Linked DNA regions of Mus musculus: region 1 is linked to region 2. The links are chromatin loops, found by intact Hi-C in ENCODE. Cell type or tissue: heart. All regions are shown on one strand. Each heading gives the region's core, and the rest is flanking DNA. Links, peaks and the distances in the headings are about the cores only.

Evidence for each region. A loop is a pair of places that touch in the nucleus more often than their neighbours do. Peaks named below come from ENCODE experiments on the same cell type or tissue, not always from the same donor. Only the 100,000 strongest peaks of a DNase experiment are listed, where the experiment ranks them.
Region 1: a loop joins it to region 2, with 6 times the contacts of the local background. A loop is called at or near these places in 10 of 42 quality-filtered maps.

Annotation. Positions count from the first base shown.
Region 1 is chr6:136,415,420-136,431,851 of GRCm38, forward strand. It overlaps E330021D16Rik (RIKEN cDNA E330021D16 gene), which reads right to left and starts at 150. Exons shown (of 2, transcript NM_001201390.1): 1 at 1-150. In heart, for the core only: CTCF peaks have their summits at 5,828 (motif pointing left) and 7,127 (motif pointing right); no DNase peak of the experiment used is centred there; H3K27ac peaks cover 338 bases.
Region 2 is chr6:136,613,871-136,630,302 of GRCm38, forward strand. Plbd1 (phospholipase B domain containing 1) reads right to left here. Exons shown (of 11, transcript NM_025806.2): 7 at 3,332-3,532; 8 at 3,057-3,197; 9 at 1-107. It overlaps Gm40409 (a long non-coding RNA gene), which reads left to right and starts at 16,294. Exons shown (of 3, transcript XR_869515.2): 1 at 16,294-16,432. In heart, for the core only: CTCF peaks have their summits at 5,961 (motif pointing right) and 7,095 (motif pointing right); a DNase peak (open chromatin) is centred at 7,061; H3K4me3 peaks cover 635 bases.

The DNA of each region.
Region 1 (16,432 bases), core at 4,076-12,075, 200 kb before region 2:
AGGTCATCCCAGGCGTGGTACTGGAATCTCCGAAATGCTGGAATCTTCTGCTAAAGCTAGGCGACACTTTCACTCACAGCCTCTCACAGCCTCTCTTCGTGGTGCCAAGCCTCAACTTCTCTGCATGACCTCTTGAATCCCGGAGCTCCTATTGCCTCTTTGGCTCTGCCTTCCTTTATGGCCTCTCCCAGTAGCAAACCTCAGCTGTTCTCCGTGACCCCTTCCTGCCTTCTAAACCAGTACCACCTGGGTGACTTCAACTACCAAGTTCAGCTGCTATCACAAGGCTGCACAAACTTGGCCACTTCTGGACCGCAGCTTCTGTGTGCTGGCCCTAAGGAAATGCTTCCCAGAAGATTTCACCTCAATGATGTTGTTGGTCTCTTCTTAACCATAGCTGATTCTTCAGCCCTAGCTGACCAGCACCTATTGTCCCAGCAAAGCAAACATTTTACTTTAGTGGTTCTGGTCTCTTATTAATCACAGCTGATTCTTCAGTTCCAGCTGACCAAATACCACAGATTCTTCATGCAAGTGCCCTGGTAGAGTCTCTGAAGGGTTCCAAGCCAGGCCTCCATCTTCTGCACGGCTCTCTCAGCATTCTGGTTTTGAAAGCTGCCACAGAACAGCTCAGTGAGCTCTTAACAATCAATAACTTTTCTAGCCCAAAGTTCTTCCACAATCCTCCCCCCAAAGTGTGGTCAGTTCTGTCACAGCAATACCCACTATCCCGGTACCAACTTGTCTCAGCGAGGATGCGTATTGCCGTAAAACACCTTGGCCAAAGAGTTGGGGAGGAAAGACTTTATGTGGCTTCTGCTTCCACATCACTGTTCATCACCAAACGGAGTCAGGACAGAAACTCAAAGCAGGGCAGGAACCTGGAGGCAGGGCTGGTGCTCTTCAATGAGGAATTAAGAAAATGCCTTACAGGTAGGCCTGAAGCCTAAACTTATGGAACTGTGTTCTCTAAGGACCCTAGGTTCTATGAAGCAGACATAAAACTAGCCAGGACACTGACGCAAAATGAAGTGACCGAAGGGCACAGACTTGTTCCTGGAGTCTCACTGAGCCCAAGGAATCCTGAACGCAGACCACCATTCCCTTCCTTTCTCCACACAAAACACCGGAAGCTGTGGAACGGGGTATGACGTTCTCTCAAATCAGAAAACTCATGTGTGAGGTCACAGGCAGCAGATACACAAGTCTTTCCTTGAGTCTATCCCTTCAGCAACATTTGCTTCCATTCTCACCATGAACACCAGCTAAAAGGACCAAAGATGGCCAACATGCACATTCGAGGAAACTAAGTGTGCTTTTTGCCTTGAAATTGCTAGGCCAACAGGCAATAAAATCACCTCAGAATGAAGTATGACCTCAAAATGTGGAACGTTAGAAAACTGGAAGGTACTGGTTAGGAAAGGGTTAACAAGGAAAGCAACCCTGCTTCTATAAAGTCCACGGTGCCCACAGAGTGTCTAGGTTTTCGGTATCATTGCCAGCAGTATTTACATACACGGCTTCTTCACGTGTCGAGCATGACACGGCCTCTCCTTCTGAACACAGTGGCTGGACACAGCCTTCCTGGACGGTCTGGTGAAGAGTTGTTTATTTTAGGCATTATTGATACCTAGTTTGAAAGCGCTTACCAATAGGTTTCTGTATGAGGCGGCGTTCCATTTCTATAGTAAAATACCTGAAGCAAATAACTTATAAAAGTAAAAGGTTTAGTCTATCATATATAGGGACTAGATTTAAATTACATATATGTATATATGTGTGTGTATGTATATATATGTGTGTGTATATATATGAATATAAGCAAGGTGTATATGATATATAGGCAGGAAAATATAATGAAATATTGGACGGTAGCACATGCCTTTAATGCCAAGACTTGAAAGATGTTGTGTGAGGATCAAGAGCTTGCCATCTGTGGCTACATAGTAACTCTTGGGATAGCCTAGGATACTCAAGACCTTCCTTCAAAAAAGAAAAAAGAAAAGAAAAGAAAAGGAAAGGAAAGGAAAGGAAAGGAAAGGAAAGGAAAGGAAAGGAAAGGAAAGGAAAGGAAAGGAAAGGAAAGGAAAGGAAAGAAAAGAAAAGAAAAGAAAAGAAAAGAAAAGAAAAGAAAAGAAAAGAAAAGAAAAGAAAAGAAAAAGAAAAGTTCCCGGAAAGAAAGTTATTGTCAGTTCCCCACACCAACACAGTACCTCACAACTGCTTACGACTTCAGTCTCAGGGAATTTGATGCCCTCTTTTGACACATATGCTCACACACGCTCACATACAGACAGACAAATAAATAAGTTTTTAAAACAAATTAAAATTCAGAGAAGAAAGTTTATTTTGGAATCGTAGTTTTACATGGTCAGTCCAGAATTGAGTGCTCAGCTCTGTGCAATGGCAGTATCATAGCCAATGAGTTTTATTCGAGGTGTGATTATTGCCAATTGACAACAGAATAAGAGATAGCGGGGGCCGAGGGGGGTGGGGGAAAGAAAAAAGAAAACAGAATTGAATGCCCTGTTATGTGGGGCCTCAACCTGTCAGGTCCTAAAGAAACCCTGAAGGAGGCTAACACTCCTGTGAGCTCCCTGAGGCTCCGCCCAGAACTTCTCAACCCCGCCCCCAACAATGCTGGGCTTATGGGCATGTCCTGCCTGCTCTATTCATACAGCACTGAGAATGGAACCCCAGGACTGTGCCTGCTATGAAAGCACCGTGCCAACTGAGCTACATCCCCAGCCACACCCCAGAGGGAGCAGGAGTTAGATTCCTGACAAGCAGATAGATAAGAAGAGGGGCCAGAAATAGATAAAAAAAAAAAGATGGGGGTTTAACAGTTTCTTCTCATACTTCTGACTGGAGACAAAGATCTAAATGTCCGGTGGGCCTTTTCTCCTATCACTAGGGTTCCCCTGCCACTGAGATTGGAGACTCGAGGAGTTGAAATGAACACTTATTTTATCACGAGGGGGAGGCCGGGGTGGAATTCCGTGGCACAGAGCGTCAAATGCATGTATTTTAAAGGCTTGGCTCCTGGGGGGTGGTACTGGAAGATGGGGAGCCTTTAAGAGAAAGCTTATTAGGTCACAGAGGGCATGCTCTAGAAGAGGATTGTGGGACCAGTCACTTCTCTTTCTCTTACCCTTCCTGGCTCACAAGAAGCTTCCTCTGCCATGCATCTCCAGCATACAGTGCCTTGGTGAAAGAAAAAGAGGACGTGCCCGCTCCAAGGAACGCCTAGGAGGAGGGGTTTCATGTAGATAAGAGGGAGAACAGCCAGAGGCATTTGCAAGAGTCCAGACTGAAGCAGGCCTTGAGGGGAAAGAGAGAGAGAGGAGAGAGATAGAGAGAGAAGAGAGAGAGGAGAGAGAGAGAGAGAGAGAGGGAGAGAGAGAGAGAGAGAGAGAGAGAGAGAGAGAGAGAGAGAGAGAGAGAGAGAGAAAAGAGAAGAGAGAAGAGAGAGAGGAAAAAGAGAGAGAGAAGAGAGAGGAGAGAGAGAGAGAGGAGGGGGGGAGAAGCCAGATGGGAAGAGGGGAGTTTGAGGCCAAGAGAGGCTACGTGAGGACATACCTCAAAAACAGGCAAGAAAGTCAGCGTCGCCATGGGAGGAAAACAGGTCCAAGGGTTGTAGCCTGGGCAGCAGGAGTGACCTGGGGTTTGTTCAGAGCAAAGAGAACGAAGGCGAGGGCTCAGGAAACTTGCACACTCCAGTGCCTTGCCAGCGAGAGCAGTAGCCACCACTCGCATCCTGGCAACCTCCTTTTGGTGCTAAGGAAGTTGCTGGCACTATGGGTGCAATCTCCATTCGCCTTGCATGTTGTCTTTCCCTCTGCCTTGTCATCCTGAGAGGGAGACACGACTCAGTTCCCACTAGAAGACGGCTCCATCTTAAGTGTGCATTATCCTCATGGGATGAGCTGCCTGCAAAACTCCAGTTCCTGGAAAGTGCTGAGCCACGAGTGTAGACTTCTAGGAATGTCCCTCTAGGAATTCTACAGCAGGGCATTCAGAATGTTCCAGAAAAATCTTTAAACCCCCTTAGGTACTTATCTGGGTGTGTTGAACCTTGAAGCAGAGGACAAACACTATCTAAATGATTAACATGGAGAGTGGAGCAGGAATTTGTCCCAGTTTAAAGCAGAAGAAGCAAATACAAAATGAAGGCAGAGGGGCAAGGTTCTACCTTGCTTTTAGTTACCCATTAGACATCTGCCCGGGGCAAGGTCAGCATTTCCTGCAGATGCAGCCCGTGTCCCTGTCAGAACCCCAGTCAGGACAACCATTGTCGAAATGATTACTGCAAGTGCTGGCGAGGGTGCAGAGTCAAAGGAGTTCTCAAACGCTGTGGAAGAGAATGCTGAGACCCATCAGTGAAAGCAATCCGGGGACTCTCAGGGAATAAAAATAGAATGACCATAAGACCAGCAACCCCACTACTATCTCCAAAAGTAATTAAATCAGTTTGCCAGAGCACACCCTGTGTTCACTGAATCATATGTGGGGCTTTTTTTTAAAGATTTTATTTATTTATTTTATGCATATGAGTACACTGTATCTGTACAGATGGTTGTGAGCCTTCACGTGGTTGCTGGGTACTGAACTTGCTCTGGTCAGCCCTGCTCTCTCAGTCCCTGCTTGCACCGGCCCAAAGATTTATTTATTATTGTACATAACTACACTGTAGCTGTCTTCAGATGCACCAGAAGAGGGCATCAGACCTCATTAAGCATGGTGGTGAGCCACCATGTGGTTGCTGGGATTTGAACTCAGGACCTTCAGAAGAGCAGTCAGTGAGTGTTCTTACCCGCTGAGCCATCTCACCAGCCCTCATTGAATCATTGTTAACGACAGAACAATAACAGTAACAATAAAGACAATGAGATGTGCAGGTACCATAAAATCCTCTCCAGTCATACAGTCATAAAAAAAAAAAAATTAAAGGAAGAGGTGGGGCTGGAGAGATGGCTCAGCAGTGACCAGCATTGGCTGCTCTCCTGGAGGACCTATGTCCATTCCTAGCATCCACATGGAGTTGACTACCATCTGTATCTTCATTTAAAGGGAATCCAGCATCCTCCTCTAGTCTCCTCAGGCATGGGCAAAACATTCATACATAAAATAATGATTTAAAAAGAAGATTCAGGGGCTGGAGAGACAGTTCAGTGGTTAACAATAATGATTGCTCTTCCAGAGGTTCAGAGATCAACCTCATGCAACCACATGGTGGCTCACAACCATTTGTAATAGGATCTGATGTCCTCTTATGGTGTGTCTGAAAACAGCTACAGTGTACTCGTATACATAAGGTAAATGAATAGATAATTTTTTTTTAAATCAAAAACAGTGAATGAGGGCAAGAACTCAAACAGAGCAGGAACCTGGAGGCAGGAGCTGATACAGAGGTCATGGAGGGGTGCTGCTTACTGGCTTGTCCAGCCTGCTTTCTCACAGTACCCATAATAGCCTGGGGCCTCTGCCATTAATCACTAATTAAGAAAATTCTCCACAAGCTTGCTTATAGCCAGATCTCATGAAGGCATTTTCTCAGTCAGGGTCTCCTTCTCTCTGATGACTCTAGCTTGTGTGGGGTTAGCATAAAGCCACACCATGCTCCTCAAGACTAGCTCTTGGGACTTGAGCCCACGAGGTCCCTTCTCTTAAAGGTTCTACCTCCTCCCAAAAGCACCACGCTGGAGCCCAATCCTTCAACACCTGGGCATTTAAGGAACACTCTCTATACAACTCTAGCACTATGAGGGAACAGTTATCATCTTCCCCATTGCTGTGGTCTGTGACAGTGCTGATTTCTATGTACAGCGCCCTCTACAGACCTGTGTTTGAATAACTATTGGTCCCCAGCTGCTTAGGGGTACTGCTTTGAGGAGTTGGAAAATCTTTTAAATGGGAGGCCCCCAGGGGCAGTCCTTCAGCTATACCTACCCCCATTCAGGCCTTAGGAGTCTGCTTCTTGTTTGACCAAGATGTAAACAAGCTGCTTCAGGTTCCCATGGCCATGGGCAGAGCCCTCCAGCATCCGTGCCTTCTTCACAGTATGGGCTTCATCCCCTAGACCTGCAAGCCAAAATAAGTCCTTCCTCCCTTCCATTACTTCTTTGGGCCCCTTTTCTCAGGGGGCCTAATGGATACTTAATTACACAGGTCATTATAAAAGGTGACCGTAGGGGGCCACCCTCTAACCGTCTTCATCATCAGTTACTTTTCTGTTGTTGTGATTAAAAAAAAAAAAAAAAAATCACATGGCCAAAAGCAGCTTAAGGAAGAAAGAGTTATTTTAGCTTCCGGTTCCAGGGAATAAAGTCCGTACAGAAGTTGCTGGAAATAGAGATTGACATTTCATCCACACACAGGAAACAGGGAGGCAGAGCAGGAAGTGGAGAGGCTATAAACCCTCAAAGCCCACCCATCCCCCACCCCCAGCGGCATGCCTCCTCCTCCTCCAGCAAGGTCCACATCATCAAGGTTCCAGAACCTTCCCGACCGCACCAGCAGCTAGGGAGCGGGCCTTCTGATTCATGAGCGTATCGGGCATTTCTCATTCCAGTGGGACTGTTATCACATATGGCTCAGGCTCTTAATGACAGAAGTAGGAAGTTTATCGCTTTTCTAGAGAGCAAGCTGATTTAGTAAAAGGCTTTTGATGGAAGATGTGACCTTCATTTGATGGACAGAGCCAGCGTCCTCCTAGGAATGGCACTGACGGAGGAGATGCGCCAGGTCAGATCCCTCCTCTCCTTTTGATCTTGTTTTGATGCTTCCCACCGCCCTCATCTGCCTGGAAGTTAAGGACACGGAAGCTTATAGATGTGCCTCCCATAGGCTAGCCTACGCTCCCAAGGCATAAATTTAGCAGGACAGAGAACAGGGAACACAAGTCCAGAAGGGGGATATGATGACAGTCCAGCTAGTTTACACTACGATGTTAGCACAGCATCCTTACTCTAGCGGGTGGCTGGAACGGTGACAAATAGCTATGAATTTAATGAGGGAAATAGGAAAAAGAGTGCCCATGCCTTTCCAAAATGAAAAGAGTGAAATTTCTCACCTCAGACATAAAGAACTTACTTGATTCTTCCTTGCGTGGTGCAGTGCACAATGCCATCCAGAAGGTGGCAGCATTGGCAAGCCATCTGCCACTTAGAAATCCAAGGTACAAAAACATTTTTCACAGTTATCACTGATAGACAATAAGCTTCCTAGACAGAATAACTTTGAGAGATTCCGTTTGTTTTATTATCTTTTAATTCCGTATATGCATCTGTGTCTGTGTGCGGGTAAGTGTGCGTGAGCACAGCCACCTGCAGAGACTGAAGACCTCGGAGCCTCGGGAGCTGGAGCTCAGAAGGCTGTTGAGCTGCTGGGCTTGGGTGCTGGGAACTGAATCTGGGTCCTCTGGAACAGGAACAAGTCCCCTTAGCCACGGAGCTGTCTTTCCAGCCACCAGAATAACAACTTTTAAGTCACGGATGGTCCTAAGTAAATGACGTGCAGAGCTTACTGTTTAGTAGCTATATATAGTTCTGTGCATTTTAAAGAGTATAAATGCCCCATGTTGCCTGATGATATCATCAAATGCAAATACATAATCTACAAATATAGTAGTGTCAAATGCCTATATGTATTAAAGCTACAAAATATCTCCCATTGTAGATATGTACAAATAATTTATAAACTGCATTCTAACATTGAAGCAAAATATGCTGGCGAACACTTGAGGTCTCAGCAATTGGGAGGTGGAGGCAGGAATGGCAGGAGCTCAAATCCAGCCTCAGTTACATGGTGAGTTTGAAGCAGCCAGGGCACATGATGATGGGCTAATAAGACCATACCAGGTGGAATAACTAGAAACAACTGTTCACAAGCCACATATAAAGCATCATGTTTTGGGAACTCAGGGGATAACTCAGTCAGAAGAGAGCTTGCCCCGCAAGCATGAGGACCTGAATTAGACTCGGAAGCCACAACGAAGATCTGAGAGTGGCAGTGCTTGCTTGTGCGGCCAGCAATAGTGAGGTGGGGATGGGCAGATCTGGGGGCCCAGCAGCTGGCCAGCCTAGCTCACCTGGCAAGCTCCAGACAATGAGGGAATCTGGGCATCACAGATATCACATCAGCTATTGAAAAAGAAAATATCGATTGGCTTCTAAATGTCATTTGTACTTTGTTTACCGTGTGTGCCTGTGTGTGTGTGTGTGTGTGTGTGTGTGTGTGTGTGTGTGCATTGTGGAGGTGAGAGGACAACCTGCAGGAATCGGTTCTCTCCTTCCACCCACGTGGGATCCTGGAATACAGCTCAGGTTGGCAGAGTCAAGCACCTTGACTTGCTGAGCCATCTTGTTAACCCTTAAATGTCCTTTTTTAATAAGACATTTATTTTTATGTAGGTGAGTACACTGTAGCTGTGCAGATGTTTGTGAGTCTTCATGTGGTTGTTGGGAATTGAATTTTTAGGACCTCTGCTCACTCAGATCAACCCTGCTCCCTCAGTCCCTCTTGCACCAGCCCCAAATTTTATTTATTGTTATTCATAAGTCCACTGTAGCTGTCTTCAGACACACCAGAAGAGGGCGTGAGATCTTATTAAGGGTGGTTGTGAGCCACCATGTGGTTGCTGGGAATTGAACTCAGGATTTTCAGAACAGCAGTCAGTGCTCTTACCCACTGAGCTATCTCTCCAGCTCTTAAATGTCATTTTTAAATTGTTTTAATAATATTCAAAATTGTGAAGTTTTTAAAATGTACATAGAGATATTGTCAGTACTGGAGGCCAGCTTTAGCTAAGGACACAGGATAGCACGTAAAATGGGAACACCAAACCACGACAGTGTGAAGGCCTGATTTCTCAGTCTAACTTGGAGACAAGTAATACATGAGAATATGGTTGAATAAGGCACCATGCTGTGTTCCTGCAGGCAGCTTGCCACCTCCACAGAGTCACAGAGGGCTGAGCGGAGACCATGTTTGTGGGGCTGATCACAGTGGAAACATCACCCTGTGGTGATGGGTGATGGAGACAGATGGGCTATAGAGACAGCTCAGCAGATAAATGCAGGATCTGAGCTCAGGTAAAGCCATAGGTCCCAGGGTCAGCCAGCTTGGCATACAAAACAGTGGATCCTGCCTAGAACAAGGTGAAAGGCAAGGACTACATCCAAAGTGGCCGGACCTACACACACACACACACACACACACACACACACACACACACACACACACACACACACAGAGGCAGAAGTGCAGGTTGTAGTATACCCATGAGCATGCATATGGGGAGGAGAGTAGGGAAGGGGGAGAGAAAAGAAAAAACTGGGGAATAACACACTGTACCCCCCAGCCCCCCCGCCGCCCCCATAGTAAATCAGGGGCAATTTTTACTCTGAAAAGATTTTGGGGTGTCTAGAAAAAGATTTGCTTGTCACAACTGCAGCAGTGTTAATGGCGGTAGCTAGTGGTTGAAGCCAGCTAGACAGGAAACGCCCTGGACACACAGAAAGCCTCCCTCTACAAATAAATCCTCTGACATGTGTAGGGTCTCTGTGAGAAACTGCTCTAACAGAAACTGCATCCTTAGGGTGACAGGAATAGGAGGGAAGACGGGGAGAGTGTAGAGTCACAAAGACGGAACAAATTTAAAGATGCCTCACTGAGCAAGAAGAGTTGAGATGTTCTTCCAGATGTGAGAGAGCTGATCATGATCATATTTGCATTGCAGAATGAAAAACAAATGGCGACAGGATGAAAATGGGTTGGGGATGGGCGGGGTTGAGAAAGAAACGTTGTAACAATTCTCTTGGGTTTGTTTCCTTTGGGTTCTTGTCTTAATCACAGCGAATGTGTTCAGGGGAAAATGCATTTCAAGATTGAAAGTGTGGTAGCAGACTTCTCAACCTTCCTAATGCTGCAACCTTCTCCGACCACCAGCGGTGTGAATTACCACACACAGACTTTTATACAGTTTAGAGCTTAGGCCCTTTGCTGGGGCAGTCTCCCAGCTACCATTTAAACTTAACCTCACTCTTCTAGCCTGGGACCTGCCTCATGGCTTGCTCTATACTTCCCTGCTCCCTTCTGGGTCGGCCTCCGAATCTCTTGCTTCAGCTCGCCTCTCCCGGCGACACTCTCTGTCTGGAAATTCCACCTTTGTACTTTCTGTTCCAGCTATTTGCTGTCAGATCTTTATTGTAACCAATCACAGGTGAGACAATGCCTGATACATCTCTAAGGTTGCCTTTAGACAGGTGAAGAAGACACAATAGAAAACCTGGAGATGGGAAGAAGTGACAATACCAAAATCCTGTGGGCACTCAGCTCTCTTCCAGTAGACAATTAAGCATTGAAAATACAAGGGCACACCTTCATACAATTTGAGGAAGGTTGCCCCAATGGTGGCCCAGTAATACAGTTCAGCACGCTGTGCTAAGCCAGCCACCAAATTATTTTTGTTGCTACCTTTATAACTGTAAACTTTGCTACTGTTATGAATCATGATGTAAGTATCTAATATTCTGTATATCTGTTATGTGACCCCTGTGAGAGTCATTCAGCCCCCAAAGGTGTCACGACAGAGGTTGAGAACCACTGGCTAATGGCTTCAAGATTAAATGAAACACCACCACCTACACCTCCGTTCCTACCTCCCCTGCCTCCCTCCCACTAAGCTCACTCCAGCTGCTGCTGCTGCCCACTCTGGCCCAACCTGCTCCTTTATGACTCCCAGACTTCAGCTGCAGTAAAGTTCTGATGCCCGCCCTACAGACTGGCGGCCCAGTTTGACCTGTTCTTCTTGTTTGGTCTTTGAAATTTCACTCTAGCCCTTTGTACCCATGAGAGGGTTGGAACGACTCCACTCCTTAGCCCTTTGGATGCTAGCTCTTAAAAACAATTGTGGGGCAGGGATGGTGTTGGGGGGGGGCGTGCAGGGAGGGGCACTTGGATATACTTTGCTCAACAGTGCTTGTTAGCATGTCCAAAGCTCAAGTTTGATCTCCAGCATCATACTGACCAAGATGGCATACTCTTGTAAGTGAAGGCTGGAGGATTAGATGTCAAGGTCATCCTCAAGAAATATATATGCATATTTATATATGTATGTGTATGTGTGTATATACACATACATATATATATGGTTTGAGGCTACCCTGGACTACATAAAACCCTATGTCAAAAGAAGAGAAGAGAAGAGAAGAGAAGAGAAGAGAAGAGAAGAGAAGAGAAGAGAAGAGAAGAGAAGAGAAGAGAAGAGAAGAGAAGAGAAGAGAAGAGAAGAGAAGAGAAGAGAAGAGAAGAGAAGAGAAGAGAAGAGAAGAGAAGCAACAGGACTGGAGAGATAGCACATCATTTGAGAGCAAGTACTGCTCTTTCATAGGACCTGAGTTCAAATCCCAGCACCAGTGTTTCACAAATGCCTGTAACTCCAGTTCTAAAGGATCTGATGCCTTCATCTGACCTCCTCGGACATCTACACACACGCACATGTGTGTGCACGCGTGCACACACACACACACACACACACACACACACACACACACACACAAATTAAAAAATAAAATACGGGGCTGGAGAGATGGCTCAGCAGTTAAGAGCACTGACTGCTTTTCTGAAGGTCCTGAGTTCAAATCCCAGCAACCACATGGTGGCTCACAACCATCCATAATGAGATCTGACTCTTTCTTCTGGAGTGTCTGAAGACAGCTACAGTGTACTTACATATAATAAATAAATCTTTAAAAAAAATAAAATACATGTTTAGTTTTTAAAGAAACAAACAAAAGGAGGGTGAGAGGAAAAGACAAGGCTTGGAAATTCCTTCCTTCATCCCTTTGGAAAAGGCTCTGTCTTCCCGTCTGTGTCTGAGTCTCTCTCCTTCCTGCTCTCTTCTGCCAAGTCAGCACATCTACACACCACATTGCAGGCCAACCACCATGTGTACCTGCGGTATTTTCTGCATACTTATGTAGACTACGGAAATATTTCAAAACTAAGCAAACTAGAAACTTAAGAATGCTGCCCCAGCTTTCTTTTCCTCCAGTCCACGCCCACCCTCACCCCATGTCCCTTGGACGCTCCCCAATAACTGGATCTAATCAGAATCCAGCAAGCAAACAAGCTCACTAATGCACTGAAATAGGCCAGCCTCTCCCTTCCGCCCAAGACACAAGCTAAGCAAGAAGAGAGGGCCTTGAGTCTGGAGAGGGAGAGAAATCAGTAAATCCCTTCCCCAACCTCTGTACCTGTGAGATGCTTCATGGAAAATTGTTCAAGCTCACTGTGAACCCGACTCTTGAAGTAGGGTTTTCAGAGTCTCCGAGTGTCCTTCAATGCCCCTTCTCTGAAGGATGATCTGGTTCTGTTAACTCTGTGACATGGAGGCAGAGAGCAGCAAAACAGCCCCAAAGTGAAAACACGGTGCCCCTGAGAACCGGAAGATGAACCCTTTCCTACACGGGCCGCTGTTATTCATCCCGCTATAGAAAGATGGTGGAGGAGGTGGGGGTTGGGTCGTTTGCCCAAAGAAAGAAAGCTCAACCTGGAACTCCAGCTGATACCTCAACCTCCCCAGTTTCTTTTGGATGCTGTGAGCACCTTATTTGATGACATCACCTTCCTGCAATTATTTGTTCTTTTGCTTGGAAGCCCCGTGGAGGAAAACACCCTGTTCTGTCAAACCTGCCTCCATCACGAACAGCAGGCTACCTTAGTGGGGTTTTTCCAGTTAATTTCTTCTGGGTATTTTTGAGCACCTGATTTGATGATGGTTTACTGCCTATCTATCTAACACTACTTATCCTTTTCCTTTGGCTATAGACTTATCAAACTCACTCATACAAAATAAAAATAAATAAATAATGTAGCTGTCACAGGTTCTTCTCTGCACTATATGGAACAGCTCCACTATGCAGCTAAGGTAAAAGACGGAAAGCATCTCCCAGGCAGTGGTGGCGCATGCCTTCAATCCCAGCCCTCGGAGGCAGAGGCAGGGGGATCTCTGAGTTGGAGGTGTTGATCCAGAGGTTCACCACAAAAACCAACTGTAGCATTTTGGGCCAAATTTGAAGCAAGCTTTATTATTAAGTAGTACATACTGATCAATAGATGGACTTTGGTCAGGGCTGTTACTCAAATTTTCCCACCTGAGAATGGCCTCGAGCCTGATGTTACAGGGGCGTATACGGACATGAGGTGTTATTTCCCAAGAACTACAATTCCCAGCATTCAAGGAAATGACCTGGTTCCTGGGCAGCTAGGGCTTACAGGTTAACTGGACTTTACAGAAGTTCCAGGATTAGCCAGGGCTACACAGAGAACCCCTGTCCGGAAAGACAATTAAAAAGTGAAGCATTACTGACGTTCTCAAAGCCCCTCCTCTCCTCTTCCCTCTCCTCCCTTCCCCTCTCCCTAAAGACTATTGGTTTCTGACTTTATCTCAATTGGTAGAGTGAGTGTGCAGCCTGTACAAGGGTTCGATCCCCAGCACCACATAAACTGGGCACAGTGGCACATACTGTACTCCCAGCACTAAGATATATAGGAAAGGGGGATCAGAAATTCAAGATCGTTTTTAGTACATAGCAACTTGGAGACCAGACTGGGCTACTAGAAACACTGGAAAGAGGGAGGGAGGGAAGGAGAGAGGGAGGGAGGGAGGGAGGGAGGGAGGGAGGGAGGGAGGGAGGGAGGGAGGGAGGGAGGGGGGAAAACACCCCATTTCCCCACTCACCAGGAGCCCAGGACCTCCCACATGGGAGCCAATCACTCTGGCACTAAACTTCATCCCTAGCCCTTTTTATTTTAATTTTGAAGCAAAGTCTTGCTAAGTCATGTAGCAAGCTGGCTTTGAACTCACCCTGTAACCCACAAAAGCCCCCATTTTTTTGATTCCTTCTGCCTCTGCCATCTGACACTATCTTGAAACACGTGCTTCTCCCTCCAGAAAACCCTTACACTCAGACCTCATCTATTTATATATGAGTTAGTTACATGATTACATTTATGTTTATAAGCTCTCTATAGATGGGGCCAGCAAGATATCTCTGCAGTCGAGAGTGCCTGTGAAGAAGTCGGCTCAGGAACTTTAGAAAATTCCACCTCCTGGAACAGAAAGGTCATGAAGACTATAGGCAGCCCTCCCCTCTGGAAGGGAGGAGCTAGGTACATTCCTCAGACCACAGGAAGGAGGGACCAGCCACCTGCCACCTGCAGGTAGGGGAGGCCCAGAGCTGGTGGACACATTTTGCGACCCTTGGCCACCTACCTCATTCCTTATAGATCAATCAGTTTAAAGGTCACACTGTCCTGCCAATCACATTGTGCCAAATGGCTGCTGCATAGAGAACTGTATAAAGGCTGCACAGGGTCGTTCTTTCTCCCCATGTGCAGGGCAACCCCAACAAGTTGGAACAATAAATTTTTCTTGCTTTTTGCACAGATTCCCGACTCTGCGCCATGCACTCTGGGAGTCCCTGGTAAGCTAAGGCTCACCAGAGTCTTAAACCTGCTGCTCTTTCGGAGAGGAGAGTTCATTTCCCAGACCTCTCAGATACCGGAAGCCCCGGCTCCAGGAGGATTCTGGCTTCCACCTGCACCTGCACACACTTAACAAAGTTACACAGAGACACCAACCTACGTAAAGCAAATCTTTTTTAAAAAAAAAAAAACTTTTATCTAACAGAATAAAGAAAATAGCCGGGCATGGTGGCGCAAGCCTTTAATCCCAGCACTTGGGAGGCAGAGGAAGGCAGATTTCTGAGTTCGATGCCAGCCTGGTCTACAGAGTGAGTTCCAGGACAGCCAGAGCTACACAGAGAAACCCTGTCTCGAAAAACCAAAAAGAAAGAAAGAAAGAAAGAAAGAAAGAAAGAAAGAAAGAAAGAAAGAAAGAAAGAAAGAAAGAAAGAAAGGAAGGAAGGAAGGAAGGAAGGAAGGAAGGAAGGAAGGAAGGAAGGAAGGAAGGAAGGAAGGAAGGAAGAAAGAAAGAAAGCTTTACTAAATCATCGTGCAATATGGGGTTTCTGACATTTCAACGTTTACTTAAAAACAAAAACAAAAAACACTTTTTTTTTGTTACATATTTGGCTCTGAAAGAACTCAGTGGGGAAACCCCCACTCAGCTCCCGATTCGGCGTGCACCCAAGAATCACGAATAGAACACAACACCTTGATGTAACAACAAGAGGTATTTTAATGGCGGAGCTCCGGGTCGAAACGTATCTCACACAACAGGAGACAGTGGATTCGACCACGAGGCTTGGAAGCTAGGGGTTTTTATAGAAAAGGAGTGGGGCTGGGGGAGGAATTGGCGCGGTTTCACATGATTGGTCCATTTAAACATCAGCAGCCTGTAACATTTAACTTAGGTCAGAGGGGTGGGAGATAGGGAGGCGATGGGCCTGCCCAGGCATGTCCTGGTCTGTTCTGCTATGTTCTCAGCCCCAGGTTTCAAAGCTCACAAACAACTCTTTGGGCTATTTGACATACATTACATGAATTACAGTTTTATTTCCTTTCAGCTCCAGGCCTTTGTTTTCTGTTTTCAAGAGCTATGTTATCTGTGTATAAAAACCAAACACAGTAATGCCGAACAGTTTATAATTCTTCACTCTTTACACAAAGGCTACGATGAAGGTTCTAACAGATTCCTCCTTTGTCAAATGTGAAAGGTTCACTCTATGGCAAAATCATAACTACCTTAGTATGAATCCTCTAAAAAAATAAATAAATATACTGAGCCTGAAGCAAAGATTAAGTTCTTGACGTTTGGTTTAGGAGGCATAAGCCTGGGGCAGCCAGCAGCTTGAGTAAGAAGATACAAAACGCACACAAGGCCACACTGCAGCATGCTGGCCCCTGCATCAAAAACCACAAAAAGATGGGTGACAGAAGGCAAACCTTGAGCAACAAGTATTTTAAGAGGAAATGGTGCCCTAGCAGAACCCAAGGAATGGAGAAGGGTTCTTATCTCCCTTCCCCTCTCCCTTTTCACCCCATAAACTTGAGTTTCTGTGTCTGTTGTACCATCTGGCTGCTTGCCAGCCATGCAGGCAGTCAAACCCTCTAATACCCTGTATAGCATTGTATCCAAGCCCAAGAGTGGAGCCATCCCTCCCTGTAATTAAAGTTTATGCTAAATAAATTTCTGGAAAGTCTAGGCCAGGTAATAGGAAGTAGACATAGGCTAATTAAGAAAAAAAAAATATATATATATATAGTAAGGAGGACGGATAGAGATGCACAGGAAGTAGACAGGAGAGATGTTCTGTTGGAAGGAGGTTGTTTGAGACCCGGTGCGAGGGCGCATTTCCAGTGGGTCACCTGCTGAGGAGGAGGGCCCACTGGGGGCTTTCCTGGGGGCTTTCCGTGCCTCTGAGCCAGCAAGCTTTCACCTCAGCATCTGGCTCGGGAGTCTTCG
Region 2 (16,432 bases), core at 2,724-10,723:
AGCTAAGTCATAAGAGTAGTCCAAGCCCAGCTTGTGAACCAGCAGAGGGTAGCCACTCCAGTTGTAGATTGTTTTGTGGAAAGGGATATTATAGGAAGCCCAGTATCCTGATGTGGAATGGAAGAGAAAGGTAGGGTTGGACAGAGGGAGATGGGAAGAGAGGGGGAACAAAAGAAGAAAGTTATTTAGTGCTGCTATATTTGAAAATTACCACATGTGTAATTACTTAGGAAATGAACCTGCAGGTCACAGTGGTCCTTCTAAAGCCTTTGGTTTTCACTGCAACTTGTTAGTATAATCTTAAAACCCAGAGAGTGGCTTTGCTCTCTAGGGACCAAAAAAAAAAAGCAAAGGATGATACAGTGTTCTGGGAGCTGCCTGAGGTCCATCATCTGCTGAGTAGGATGCCCCGCAGAGGACCACAGATGCTCATCACACTGGGAGCCGCCTGAGGTCCATCTGCTGAGTAGCATGTCCTGCAGAGGACCACAGATGCTCATCACACTGATGGAAGACACCGCACTGGCATCAGGAAACCCAAGCTCTAGCTGGGTTTATGGATGAATAATTAGGTCCTAGGCACTTAGCCCCATTTCATGTGTACAAGGGAAGGGGTGACCATAATGAGTGGGCATGGGGTGCAGGTGGTATCTTGTGTACTGAACACATTTCCCAGGACCCATGATCATCCAAAACTGTACCTCAAGCCACTAAGCACCGGACATGTAAAACAATTCTAGGAACATCTTGGATTACACCAGACTATTGCCTATAGAACCCTCAGTTAAAATAAGGGAGACTCTAGCTACTATGGGAATCAATATGGAGGTTTCTCAACAAACTGCAGGGATGTGCGCGAGCTATACAGCGCCTGGGAATTCACATCTTAAATCAACATACCACACTGACCCCTGGGCATCTGTGTTTACTGTAGTACTGTTTATAGTAGCTAACCAATAGAACTAGTCCACTGTTCAACAACAAACAAGAAAATGTGACATTTATACTCGGTAGACTTTATTCGGTCACAAAAACATTTCATCTGCAGGGAAGGGTGCATCTGAAGATGATCACGTGAAGGGAAATGAGCCACTCAGAAAGACTGCGTTCCTGTCTGTGTGCTTTCTATACAAGATGCAAAAGTAGAATTGAGGGAGGGGCTAGCAGGAAGAGGGTGGACGGATGGAACCAGGGAGGAGTATGGCAGATGGATGAGGTCAAAGGGCCTGAGGGACTTGAATGAGAACGTCTTGATGAAGCCTGTCACTTTTAGTGAATTGATTCCAATGCGAAAAATTAGGAGTTGCTCCACTTACTTGCATTTTCACCAAGGCTTAGTGGCCAAGTAAGCAAGTTTCTGCACTTTGTAGCTGTTGGTATAGCAATGAAGTGTGCATATGGTATGTTAATACGTCCTCATGGGGAACCCCTCATATGTGTATAAGATATTGATGCTATCGTGTGTGTGTGTGTGTGTGTGTGTGATCTAGTTGTGAAGTTCCCTCGTGTGTGTGTGTTTGTGTGTGTGTGTGTGTGTGATCTAGTTGTGAAGTTCCCTCTCCCCACATTCTCAAGCCTTGCTCGCTGACTGGTGATGCCACCAAGAGGTCATGCGTCATGAGTCCCAGCTATACTGATTAAGTGGGTTATCAGGAGAATGGGCCTAGATGGAGGATGTACTCCACCTTCGAAGGTCGTACCCTGACCTGGGTTATCCCTGTGCCTCTTCTTCCTCACCACTGTGATGAGGATGGTTTTCCTCTACCATATGTGTCGGACAGGATGCTCCTGACCAGAAAACACAGGCTGAGAAAGTGACTCTCAGTAAATTCTACCTCTTTTAAGTCATCATCACGAGATTTGTCATTGGGGGGTGGGGGGGGGGTGAATAGCATGTAAGTAATGTCTTTAGGAGGGGACACAGGCTGTAAGAATATAGTTCAAGCCCATTTTGTCAGATTTGGGGGCAGCTCTTTTTCCTACCAAATTAGTTCAGTTCGAATCATATTTTTCTACCAAATAACTTAGTACCAAAACAATAACTTCTGGCATTAGAGTTCTAGGATTTTAATAGTAAATAGGTGATTGGTGGGTTTGCATCTGGATTGCATTTGAAGAGAGTAAGGTTTTGAGAGTTTGAGTCATTTACCTGAGACTATGAGAAGCCAAGATTCTATCCCCGAGCTTCACCTGCCTGGGATATACCCTTGGTGGCCACAGCCAGCATCTCTGATCCCTCCCACTAATGGAATCCTCTTTAGGTTCTACCAGGCCTGGTACCTCAGACTTTATTCCAGCTCTTCCCATTCTGGGCTATATGATGCTCCAGTTTCTAGAGAGAAGCAATTTGGCATCTTTGCTTTCCCAGCCTGAGTCAGAGTAACACCCCACAGATGTGCTCAGTGGAACTTACAATTTAGCCCCCAGAATTCCAGAAAAAAGGCGACTTTAGAGCTGTTAGAGGTCAGAGGTCACAAGGCTTGACGACATCCCAACCTCCCATGAGAGAATGAAGTGCCCACTCACTTCATTGCATGATGACTCTTTACCAGGATGCCCGTCACTGCCAGCCCTGCCAGCCACTCGCACACAGCACATCCTGCATCAGACGCACTGGTCTTAACTTTCAACCTGATAGGACCTAGGATCACCTGGCAGAGAATCTCCAGGAGGGATTGTTTAGATCAAGTTGGCCTGCGTGTGTGTGCATGTCTGGAGGACAATTGTCTTAGCTGATCTGGGAGGACACCTGGAAGTGGTGTCATAGTAGCTCACCCTGGATCTGGGCCCTGGACTACAAGAAGAGCCAAGAAAGCTGGCTGAGTGGTAAACGTGTGTGCATGCCCTTTCTCTCCGCTCTAGATTTCAGACGTGGTATGGTTAGCTGCTTCAGCTTCCTGCCTCGACCCGACCACCGTGGTGAGCTGTAGCATGGCATTGTGAGTTTTCCATCAATACTTTACTTTTTCCCCTACCACAGGGTATCACAACAGCATAGATGAAAGCAGCACACATGTATTGGTACACAGTCCTGACAGAGTAGGAAGAGAAGGTACCTTTTCTTAGGACATTGGTTTGATCGGAGTATTCTACATATGTAGGGATTTGCTCCACAATATAGAGAGTGCCTTTGTCCAGGCTCCTATTGATGGTCACCTTCTTCAGGTCCAGGACCATGTACTGGTTGTTGTAGGTACCTGAAATGTTGGAAGACACAAGGCGACAGGGATATGCCTCAACTGGTTAAGTGATTAATAACGTCAACTGATTAACAACTGTAAGGCTAGACATAGGCACATAGGCCTTAGGACTGCTGTACAGAACCACTTACCAGAGTTGTGCTTTGAAAATATCTGTGCCCACTCCTTACCACCCTCGGCCATCATGTTGGCCACACGGACTCTTTGCCAGGCCAGGAGAGTCTTGGGCACCACCTGCTTCAGCAGGGTTTTATTGTACACACTGTTTGTGGTCTGCAGCAATATCAGGCCACTGCTGAGAATATAAAAGTCATCCAGAGACTCCAAGAACCCTAGAAGAAGACAAACGCACAGGTCATCGCATGCCCACACGGTCCGCACAGCCACCATCATCACAGGTCATTGCATGTCTACATGGCCCACACAACCACCGTCATCACAGGGCTTCGCATACACAGTAGGTCTGGCAATGTAGAAGCTATGGCTTGCTTTGCTCTGTAGCAGGCACTCCCAGCATTGGCCCAGCTACTTGGTAGTTACTAAGCTGCAGTGTGCACAGGTGCCAGTAGAGCCCATAACCTTCTAGATTGTCTAAAAAGCCTGAATATCTGAGGGTGTGTGTATGTGTATGTGTGCCTTTGCTAGGCAGTTAAGAATTTAGATGTCGGGGCTGGAGAGATGGCTCAGCGGTTAAGAGCACTGACTGCTCTTCCGAAGGTCCTGAGTTCAAATCCCAGCAACCACATGGTGGCTTACAACCATCCATAATGAGATCTGACGCCCTCTTCTGGTGTGTCTGAAGACAGCTACAGTGTACTTACATATAATAATAAATAAATCTTTAAAAAAAAAGAATTTAGATGTCAGGCTGGAGAGATGGCTCAGTGGTTAAGAGTGCTGACTGCTCTTCTGAAGGTCCTGAGTTCAATTCCCAGCGACCACATGGTGGCCCACAACCATCCGAAATGAGATCTGATGCCCTCTTCATTGCCCTCACCTTGAACTTCCCAGTGTCTAGACCTGCAGGCAACAGACAGCTACAGTGTACTTAGATATAATAATAAATCTTTGGGCCGGAGGGAGCCACCTCCATTCCCAGCAACCACATGAAGGCTCACAGTACAGTGTACCCATATTTCTTCCTCTTTCTTCCTCTTCTTCTTTCTTCCTCTTCTTCTTCTTCCTCTTCTTCTTCCTCTTCTTCCTCCTCTTCTTCTTCTTCCTCTTCTTCTTCTTCTTCTTCTTCTTCTTCTTCTTCTTCTTCTTCTCCTTCTCCTTCTCCTCCTCCTCCTCCTCCTCCTCCTCTTCTTCTTCTTCTTCTTTCTTCTTCTTCTTCTTCTTTTCTTCTTCTTCTTCTTCTTCTTCTTCTTCTTCTTCTTCTTCTTCTTCTTCTCCTTCTCCTTCTCCTCCTATTCCTCCTCCTCTTCCTCCTCCTCCTTCTTTTCTCTCTGTTCTTTATGAATTTTATTGGAATCTTTATGACTTTTAAACATGGATGAATCTACATGTGTAAATCTGAACCTGGCTTTGAAAGTAGGCTTTGACACCCTGGTTCACAGAGTCTTCTAAATGTTGGAGACAGTGTAGGCTTATGTTGAAGTCTGGGCTGGGTGAGAGTGGACAGGTAGACCAGACACAACTGGACCATTGTCAGCAACTGATAGATGTCTACAACTGAGAGTGTTAAAGAAATGTCTGAGAACTCAGGGGTAGGCTAGGCACTGGAAAGAGGCCAGAGAGAGTGCGCTTGCTCTGTCCACCGTGTGCACACATAGCGAGGCACCACCTGTAAGAAAGAGCTTTCACAGCCTGCCATTGCCCTCACCTTGAACTTCCCAGTGTCTAGACCTGCAGGCAACAGACTTGTGTTTGGAGGTTACCCGGTCTAAACTCCTCCGTTAGGACAGAATCGACCAACATAGGCTCAGATGTCTACCTTTTTATAACAACCCCGTTCTTTTTGGCATAGCTAAGCATTACTATCCACATGCTATTATCACTTAACATTTTGTCTATGTTATTTATTTATATTCAGCAGGTCATTGTCGTATGTATATGTGTGCAAATACATGGACTGTGTGCAACACAGCTGGAGGGCGAAGAACAACTTTGTGCAGCTGCTTCTTGTCCTGGTTGTTGTTTGTTTGTTTGTTTCTTTTTGTCAGCGTGCCACGATCTTGAATGTATCTGGGAAGACGGAACCTTAGTTGAGAACATGCCTCTGGCAGACAGCCTGTAGGCAAGCCTGGGGGTTATCATCTTGATTATTGATTGACATGAGAAAGCCCAGAAGCCACGGCTGATGCTATCTCTGGCCTGGTGTCCCCTGTGTGTATAAGACAGCAGGCTGAACAAGCCGGTAAGCTGAACTCCTCTATGGCCTCTGCTTCATTCAGTTCCTCTCTCTACATTCTTGACTCAAGCTCCTGCCCTGACGTCTCAGTGATGGGCTATAGGCTACGCACAGAAAAAGGCCCTGTCTTCTCCAAGGCGCTTTTGGTCCTGGTGTTTATCACAACAGGAGAAACGCTAACAGTTTTTCCTTCCCACCTTTCCATGGACTGACCTTAGACCATTAGGATTTCAAAGCAAGCATTTTCCCCCCCCCAATGAGTGATCTTGTTGGCCCTTAGTATTACAGTTTTGGGGTATTTAAATTTTTAAAAAATTTTATGTGTGTTAATGGTTTGCCTGTATATATGTATGTAACTATAAAACACATATGTGCAGTGCCTGAGGAGGCCAGAAGAGGGCATCAGAACTCCTGGAACTTGGAGTTACAGACAATTGTGAGCTGCCATGTAGGTGCTGGGAACCAAACCCCAGGTTCCCTGCAAGAGCAGCAGGTGCTCTTAACCACTGAGCCGTCTCTGGGGGGCCCTGGTTTTGGTTTCTTAACTAAAAAGTAAAACTGTGTGTATCTATGGAGTACATCTGATATTTAAATAAATATACGTTGTGAATGGCTCTTTTATGTGTGTATATATATATATATATATATATATATATATACATATTTCTTTATACCAACTTCCTTTCACACCTAAAACATTAGCCTTTTCATATACATTAATGACTAAAGCAACAGGAGTTTTATGAATTTTTTTCAGCCCCCTCCCCAGAGAATGAAAACAAATGCCCTTCTGTCTGCGTACAAAGGGCACTCATACAGGAAACAGTTGAACCCCCACCCCCAATGATGTGTATCACTGTGCAGCTTCTAGGAGCCTGGGATGGGCCAGGCAGGGTTGGAGTCCGGTAGAGGGGTGACATAAAGCCGAAGTCTGGCCAGATGTGGAGGTCCTGTTCTGAATCCCAGTGCTGCTGAGGTGAGAGCAGCAGATCTGGTCATGGCCAACTTGGGCCACATGAAACCCTTATCCATCTCAACAAACGAAAGCGAGGAGCAAGAGGACTTGAAAGACGAGAATGCATTTCAGTCACGTGGACAGCTTACACCAAGCCTGGCTATCCGCACTTCACCTCTGACAGCCTGAGGCTGATGACATCATTCGGCTCTCACAACCTGTTTAAGGTCCGGAGTTTCGGAGTAAGAATCTCAAAGGTAAGAGGAGTGTCCGACTGAAGGAGATTCTCCAAGGCTGGGTCAGCTTACACAAGAGGATTACGGAGCAAAAGTGAATTTCCTACTCCAGCATGCAGGCTTGATGGCGCACCCTTGAACGCAATTTTAGTGAGTACCCTTTCTGGGAAGATACAGGCTGGATATGGGATAGAAGTTGGGACAGGTTTCAGGGACAGCTCATTCATTTCTAAGTCCCTTTTGCAGTGCTCAAACAACAAACAGGCATGGCCTCTGTGGGCGAGCCCTGGAGAAGGAGGATCCTAGCCGGTAGAATGCAGGTTTGCTAAGTCCCTCCTTGCTGTAGTACTCTGTCTGGACACAAGAGGGCAGGCGTTCTTTTGTAAATGAGTGACTGAGAACCTCTCATTGCAGAGTAAGGGTCCTTAAGAAGCCAGAGGGTAGTAAAATACAGCCTGCCTAGAGTTCTCGAACAGCAAAAACAAAGTGATGAATTGGGTTGCAAAAGCTACTCGAGGAGGGTGACTCTATATTGTCGAGCTTAAAAACAGCAAGCAAAACATTAAAGGAGGATACCAAGTCCCCATGCTTGGCCATAAAGGGAAACGTCGTTCCTGTCGATCCTAACCTCGCTGCCATCCCAAAGGTAGCTCTGGAAGGCAGATCATTCTCAGTTAAGGGGAAAAGGAGAAATGCCACGTTCTATAACGCCCGCCCTCAGATAGCATCCCATGGTAACTTTGTTGCTGAGATTAAGACGCAGTCTTTTTTCAGTAAACAAAGCCCACCTTGATAAGGGCCAAGTAAGGAAGCAGGGAAAGGCACCGGCCGCCAAGCCTGACAAGCTGAGCTCTGTCCCTGAAACCCACTCCTGACCTCCACATGTGTGTTATGACATGCACATACACATATACTACACACACACACACACACACACTGGATTTCACTAAAACACAAGGAGCCCAAACGTCGAGACTGGAAGCAGTCTGTGATCAACAATGCATTTACCTCAAAGATGCTACACCCTATCACAAGGACAGGTGCTCTACTCTATTCATAGCAGCTTTATTCATAATAGCCAGAATGGAAGAATGAATAAGAAAATGTGGTACATCTACACAATGGAATACTACTCAGCTATTAAAAACAAGGACATCGTGAAATTTGCAGGCAAATGGATGGAAATAGAAAATATCATCCTGAGTGAGGTAACCCAGACCCACAAGGACACGCACGTTATGTACTCTCTGATAAGTGGATATTAGTCATACAATACCCTGGATCTATCCCACAGTCCCAACGAAGCTAAACAAGAAGGAAGGTCCAAGTCAGGATGCTTGGATCTCACTTAGAAGAGGGAATAAAATAATCATGGGAGGCAGAGGTATGGAAGGAACTGAGTGAGAGAAAGATGGGGAGGGGAATGGGGGTGTTCAGGATCAGATGTGGGGAGACAGGAGAGAGTCCCAGGGGGCCAGGAGAGTGAATGTAAATTGGTGGCTGGCAGGGTTGGGGGGCATCTGTAGAATGTGCCAGACACCTGGAATGGGGGAGGCTCCCTGGAGCCTATGGGCAGGGTGACTTTAGTTGAGATTCATGGAACCTTAAGTGGCCACCTCCAGTAGCCAGGTAGAACCCCCAGTGGAGGGATGGGGACCCCAATACACCCACAAAACTTTTTACCCCAAATTTTTCCTGTCAACAAGAAATGCAGGGACAGAAATGGAGCAGAGGCTGAGGGAATGGCCAACCAATGACCGGCCCAACTTGAGACCCATCCCATGGGCAAGCACCAGTCCCTGACACTATTAATTATACTCTGTTGTGCTTGCAGACAGGAGCCTAGCATAACTGTCCTCTGAGAGACTCCACCCAGCAGCTGACTGCAACAGATGCAGAGACCCACAGCCAAACAGTGGACAGAGCTGGGACTCTTATGGAAGTGTGAGAGGGAAAAGATTGAGGGCCCTGAAGGGGACAGGAACTCCACAGGAAGACCACCAGAGTCAACTCCCTTGAACTCTTGGGGCTCTCAGAGACTGAACCACCAACTAAAGTGCATACCTGAGTTGGATTCAGGTCCACACCACACATATGTAGCAGATGTGCAACTTGGTCTTCATGCAGGTCTCCCAATAACTGCAGCGGGGACTGTCCCTAGAACTGTTGTTTATCTGTGGATTCTGTTTCCCTGGCTGGGCTGCCTCAGTGGGAGAGGTTAGCCTAGCCCTACAGAGACTTGATGTGCCAGAGTGGGGGTGGGGTCGGGGGAGCCCCACCCTCTCAGAGGACAGGGAAAGAGGGTATGGGGGAGGGACTGTGTGAGAGAGGAGATGGAGGGGGCAGCAATCAGAATGTAAAGTGAATAATTAATAAATAAGAGTATGTGTCCGAAGCTTCCACATGAGTTTTTTTTTCTTATTTTTTTACTTTTTGTTTTCATGTTTGAGGGGAAGGTGGGTGGGTAAAGGGCGGAAGCGGATGGATGGAGAGATGAGTGGGATTGGAGTGCATAATGTGACACTTCACAAAGAATCAATAAAAAGTTAAAAAAAAAAAAAGTGTGTGCCCAAGCGTGCTGTGGCGTGCGTGTGGGTCAGGGAGGTCGGAGAATAACCAGAGTGAGTCAGTGCTCTCCACACGGGCCCCACGGAGTGAATCTGGGGCATCCAGGCCGGCAGCTTACACCCAGCAGCCCCTGCTCCCAGCTCTGGGATACACCCGCCCACCACCAAGCCCAGCGTTCTTTTTTTTTTTTTTTTTTTTTCCATTTTTTATTAGGTATTTCGCTCATTTACATTTGCAATGCTATACCAAAAGTCCCCCATAGCCACCCACCCCCTCTCCCCTACCCACCCACTCCCCTTTTATGGCCCTGGCGTTCCCCTGTACTGGGGCATATAAAGTTTGCGTGTCCAATGGGCCTCTCTTTCCAGTGATGGCCGACTAGGCCATCTTTTGATGCATATGCAGCTAGAGTCAAGAGCTCCGGGGTACTGGTTAGTTCATAATGTTGTTCCACCTATAGGGTTGCAGATCCCTTTAGCTTCTTTGGTACTTTCTCTAGCTCCTTCATTGGGGGCCATGTGATCCATCCAATAGCCGACTGTGAGCATCCACTTCTATGTTTGCTAGGCCCAGGCATACTCTGACAAGAGACAGCTATATCAGGGTCCTTTCAGCATAATCTTGCTAGTGTATGCAATGGTGTCAGCATTTGGAAGCTGATTATGGGATGGATCCCCGGATATGGTAGTGTCTACATGGTCCATCCTTTTATCTCAACTCCAAACTTTGTCTCTGTAACTCCTTCCAAGGGTGTTTTGCTCCCACTTCTAAGGAGGGGCATAGTGTTCACACTTCAGTCTTCATTTTTCTTGAGTTTCATGTGTTTAGGAAATTGTATCTTATATCTTGGGTATCTTAGGTTTTGGGCTAATATCCACTTATCAGTGAGTACATATTGTGTGAGTTCCTTTGTGAATGTGTTACCTCACTCAGGATGATGCCCTCCAGGTCCATCCATTTGGCCAGGAATTTCATAAATTCATTCTTTTTAATAGCTGAGTAGTACTCCATTGTGTAGATGTACCACATCTTCTGTATCCATTCCTCTGTTGAGGGGCATCTGGGTTCCTTCCAGCTTCTGGCTATTATAAATAAGGCTGCTATGAACATAGTGGAGCATGTGTCCTTCTTACCAGTTGGGGCATCTTCTGGATATATGCCCAGGAGAGGTATTGCTGGATCCTCCGGTAGTACTATATCCAGTTTTCTGAGGAACCGCCAGACTGATCTCCAGAGTGGTTGTACAAGCCTGCAATCCCACCAACAATGGAGGAGTGTTCCTCTTTCTCCACATCCACGCCAGCATCTGCTGTCACCTGAATTTTTGATCTTAGCCATTCTGACTGGTGTGAGGTGGAATCTCAGGGTTGTTTTGATTTGCATTTCCCTGATGATTAAGGATGTTGAGCATTTTTTCAGGTGCTTCTCTGCCATTCGGTATTCCTCAATCTAAGTGGATCAAGGAACTTCACATAAAACCAGAGACACTGAAACTTATAGAGGAGAAAGTGGGGAAAAGCCTTGAAGATATGGGTACAGGGGAAAGATTCCTGAACAGAACAGCAATGGCTTGCTCTGTAAGATCGAGAATTGACAAATGGGACCTAATGAAACTCCAAAGTTTCTGCAAGGCAAAAGACACCGTCAATAGGACAAAAAGACCACCAACAGATTGGGAAAGGATCTTTACCTATCCTAAATCAGATAGGGGACTAATATCCAACATATATAAAGAACTCAAGAAGGTGGACTTCAGAAAATCAAATAACCCCATTAAAAAATGGGGCTCAGAACTGAACAAAGCCCAGCGTTCTTGATGTGAGTTGTGGGACGCACTCTACCCGCTGAGAAATTTCTCCGGGTCTATTATTCATCTGCTTTTTTTTTCTTTTCTTTCTCAGTATATAAACTCTACTAAGGAAGGGAATTTTGTCGTATTGACTCATACCTGTTCATTTCGGCATCAGGAGAAGGTGCCAAAGGTTTAACATACGGAAGTGCTCAATAAATAACTGTTAAATTTATTGAAGAAGAAATGGTGAATAATGTTTATGCATCTATGGCACTTGGGGCTCCTCACTCTGGAAGGATGGAAGCCATTCTTTGACCTACACACACACACACACACACACACACACAGCAAGTCAGGAATCATATCGGGCAGGCTTGGAACACAGTTCTTTTCTGGCCGCACACCCCTGACAAGGGTGATGGGGACAGGTGTACAGTCGTGCAAAAGAAAATGATTCACACGAACCATGAGGAGACTGCAACAGGAACAGCAAAGCGAGTCCTGGGGGCTGCGCTGCGCACGCAGGGAGGAGTCGGGAGGTCACTGGGTGGCCAGTTCAGCCTGAGGAGAATAGCAATATGGGGGTGGGATTGTTGGAGCTGAAAGGGAGGACACTCCCCGAGCCAGGTGGTGGAAGATGACTAAGACAGGTGTGTCCCTCAGAAGACTTCGCATCCTGGGACGGTGCCAAAGGAGATAAAACACACCCAAAAGGGAGTCTAAGAAAACCAGAATCAAGTGCTACAAAATCTGCCTGTAATCCTTTGCAATGCGTGTCCCGCTTCCTTCCATTCTTCCTTCGTCCCTCCCCAGATTCAAGCTGGGAACTTGGCCCTGTGCTCACCTGTGAATCATTTGTATAGATTTTACAAAGTCTCCGAGATCAAAGTGGTAACATGAAATTAGTAACAGTAATTATGGTTCGTTGAAATATTCCCAGCATACATTTATTAAAGGGACAACTTTAAAACCTAGGCGAGTAACCACACTATGGACCCCGGACACTGACTAAATTCTCCTGGGGCTTGGAGCATTGAATTTCGTTTTCACGTGTGTTTTCACGTGTGTTTTCACGTGTGTTTTCACGTGTGTTTTCACGTGTGTTTTCACGTGTGTCTACTGCAAGGCTTGTGCTTTGGGGACCACAGAGGCAGCTGGTGGCTCCAAGGATGGGCTCTGGTCCCCGAATGTGAACATCACCCAGGAGCTAGTAATAAGAAAGAAACCTTTTGTGGCCAGCCAGAAGGCTCAGTGGGTAACGCTGCTTGCTACACAAACTTGCTGGTCCAAGTTTGATCCCTGGAATCCATGAAAAGATGGACAGAGGGAACGGAGCATACCACAGTGTCCTCTGATCTCACACACTAATGGTGGCACTTAAAGAAGAAAGATGTACTCCTAGGGGTAACACTGTATGTGGGCTTCCAGCAAACTCCCCTGGGAAACTTGAAGGGAAATTACATTTCTGTAGTTTGTATTCATGGACCATGAATTCAGCCTGGGGTTGAGAGGAGCTTTTGCTTGCCGGCCAAAGCTGGAATGCATCAAAGTGTCTTTAATTGACCCCAGTAATGATGATCCTGAGGCTCCAGGCTTAATTACCTGTAATGGAGGCTTTCTGCGACAATCTGAGTGTGTCTCACCATGTGTGTGTGTTCTTGGTGGCATTGTGTCTGCAAGTGCTGTCTCCACCCAGATACACACAAATACAAACCACAGTTCAGTGCAAACAGAGCCATATCAGGAAAGAGCAAAGTCAGATATACTGTGTTCAAACCCGGGACTCAGTGTGGTTGTACGGCTTTGATCTGACCGGATAGCGTAGTTAACTTCTCTCAACCGATTTCTGTCTTTAAGGAATCAAAATAAAATACCATTGATTTTTTTTTGATTGTTTGGTAGAAATTAAATGACCTACTTTACTCTGTATAAGACAAATGTTATCAACAGGTCACAGAGCCAAGCACATAGTAGGGAATTGTAAAGAAAAAAATTTTTTTTCTTTTCCTTTTTTTCCAGAACACAAACAAGCTTTATTAGCAATTAATTTAAGCCTTGAATGTGGCCTACTTCTCACAGTGCTTGGCAGGTCTAGGCCCCACCCATTTCTTGTTTCTTTTTCTTTTTTCTTTTTTCTTTTTATTGAGACAAGGTCTTACTAGGTAGCTCTAGCTCTCCTGGAAATCACTCTGTAGACCAAGCTGGCCTTGAACTCACAGAGGTGGATCTGCCAGCCTCTGCCTCCTGGATGCTGGCATTAGAGGTGTGGGCTTTCTGCTATTTCTATTAAGAATTGCTATGAAGGGGCTAGAAAGCGGCCATCGGTGGCACAGGACAGTGACCCAGCGCTGACTAAGCACGAGAACGAGGCTTCCCTCCCTCAGGGTCCTCACTGCCCATTACACCATAGGCTGCGATCCCTAAAACTAAAAGTCTGGAGCCCTGAGACTTCCTGTCTTAGATGCTGCCTGTGTATGGAGACAGGGTCAAAAGAGAAGTAATTAAGATGACCTGAGTTCCTGGGAGTGAGACTTCATGCAGTTACCAGGCTGTGTGTAAGAGCAGTAAGAAGGCAGAGCATGGCCTTGAACTTCTGATCCTTCTCCAAGGACTTCGTGTTGTCCGCAGAAGCCACCACATCCAGTGTTTGTGGTGCAGGGGATTGAACCTAAAGCTTTCAGGCATGAAGCCAACTGAACTACATCCCCAGCCCTACCTGTGTTTTTATACATATAATTAAATATTAACCTGAAGTGAAGTGTGAGAGCAAGTGCTCTCAACCTCCGAGCCGTCTCTCCAGCCCCATTGTGTTAAAATGCTTATAAAGAGAAACCGGAGAAAGAAGACAGATGATATAAAGAAACTAAATATCAAAATAGACACAAGACAGATGAAATAAAGAAACTAAGTAATAAGATGGCAGGCTTAAGACCAAATATATCATCTAAACTCTATGGGTCAAACAGGACTGTGAAAGCACATCGTGGATAGTTTATAGTTTTATGTGCTCTTGATAGATCAAAATCAGCTATCTAAGCTTGTAAAGTAAGTAGAAGGAAAAAATAAAATGGAAACAATAAAGAAAACTGACAAAGAATAGGAAACAAATGAATAGAACAGGTTTGGTTCTTGGGGGGAAAAACAACGAGAAACTAATTCATGAGATCAACACACACTAGCGTGATAATGAGAAGGACCATGAACACCATCACCCGTCCTACAGATGACAAAATGCCAGGGAATACATTTAACTTTCATTAAAAAAAAAAAAAACAAAACAAAACAAAAACCAAAAAAACCTTAGAACAGGAAAAAAACCAAACAACAACAAAAAACTCCTTAAAAGACACAGATTCAAGAATTAGACCACTAGCACGTCTATCAGTGAAAGAAACTCAATTGCTGAGAATATTCCAGAACTCTTCCATGCCTCGGTGACTTCACTGAGAAAAACCACACCAGCCCTTAGAAGCCCCTTCACAACATTTAAGATGAAGGACAGTTTTATGCTCAGGGCCTGCTTACCCTGCTGCTAACACTATTACCTCAAAGGGAAAACGTAGCAGTATCTGTCTCAGATATAGAAAAAAAAAGCCCGTAACAATACACTGGTAATTTGGAATTAAAAAACCAAATTGAATTGTTGAGATAATACTATTGCGCACTGTGTGAAGACTGTATTTGTATCATTTAAATGCTCTGTGTCTTTGGTATTATTCTTACGGCTGCATCATATTTTGTAAACACTCCCTCTCTCACTTTCTGATTGGTTAATTAGAAATCAGATGGCCTGCAGCAAAGGAGGAGAGAATGGGCGGGACTTCTGGCAGAGATGGGAACTCTGGGAGGGAGTCAGGTGTGGGAGAATTCGCCAGTTCGGTGTGGAGGAAGAAGCAGGTTGGGACAAGAGACAGAGGTAGCAAACCAAGTGGCAGGACATAGAATAGAATGTAGATTAATAAGTTATAAGAGCTAGATAGGAACAAGCTTAAGCAAAGGCTTTAAGCATTCATAGTAAATATACGTCTCTGTGTTGTTATTCCGGACTTGGTGGGCATAGAAAGTCCTGTTATTTTGAATAATGAATCATGATTAGGATTAACCTAGGAATGTTAAACTGGCTTAATGTCAGAAAATCAATAGGCATAAATCAATCAATGTTTGTAAAAAAGAAAAGTCATATGTTCCTCCCAGTAGGTGCTGAGAAAGGATTTGCTAAGATAAAAACAAAGCATTCTTCACAAAATCTCCCAGCACAGTGGGAGGGAAAGGATTTTAGTTACCACCACAAACCGCCCATAGCTAATAGGAAACCCGCATCTATAGCATAGCTAATAGGAAACCCGCATAATAGGAAACAGCAGGAGGCAGGTGAAGGTTTTCATCTACCTAGTCTGCATCAACCCCAAGATCTTACCCAGATAACCACGGGGAGGGCATCAAAGGTACATAAAGGACAGGAGGAGAAAATTTCATTCAGAGATAACAGTCACTTATGGATAGAAAAAAAAATCCCAAGGAATCTACAAAATGTCCTACAAGTGATAGATAATTTAGAGAAGTCTAGGGCTAGAGGGAGCTCTGAACCTCAGAGCTGTGTTGGTAGGGAAAGATACTGGCCGCCAAGCCTGAAGATCTGAGTTCTATCTCCAGACCCACCCGATGGAAAGAGAGCACTAATTCCCGCAAGTTAGTAGAGACTACTAACTTGTGCATGTAGCACAAGAACACCGCACTTACAACAAATACAGAAAGGTCTCAGGGAAGTAAGTAACAATGACAAATATCACCGGAGGCCAGGTGCTCCACACCATGGGCGGGCCCCTTTTCATTCCAGGACTCTGGATGTGACGGCAAGGTGCATTTCTGTGCATCTGAGGCCAGCCTGGTGTACATAGTGAGTGTCAGGCCAGCTGGACTACATAATAAAACCCTGCCTCAAAGATAAAATAATCAAACAGTAAAAGCTCTATCTACATAGTGCTTTGTTTTGGATTTTGAGACAGAGTCTCACTAGGTACACTAGGTTGGCCTTAGACTCACAATCCTCACTCCAGACAACTGAATGTGGGGTACAGTTGTGGCCTTGAATTTTCCACTTTTTTTTTTTTGCTTCAAGAGTTAGATTCTAATTTTTTGCCTTTAGCGTAAACTGGTCATAATCCTCCTAATAAATGGAATATGGAGGAAGTGGCCATGTGACCTCTGAGTGAGGTCACAATAGGCAGAGCAGCTTGTTCTCCAGTGTCACCTGATTTGGTGGGAACCAAGTACCCTGTCATGGAGACACTTAGTCACTCCTGAGGAGAGTCTAGAGTGGAGATGGAG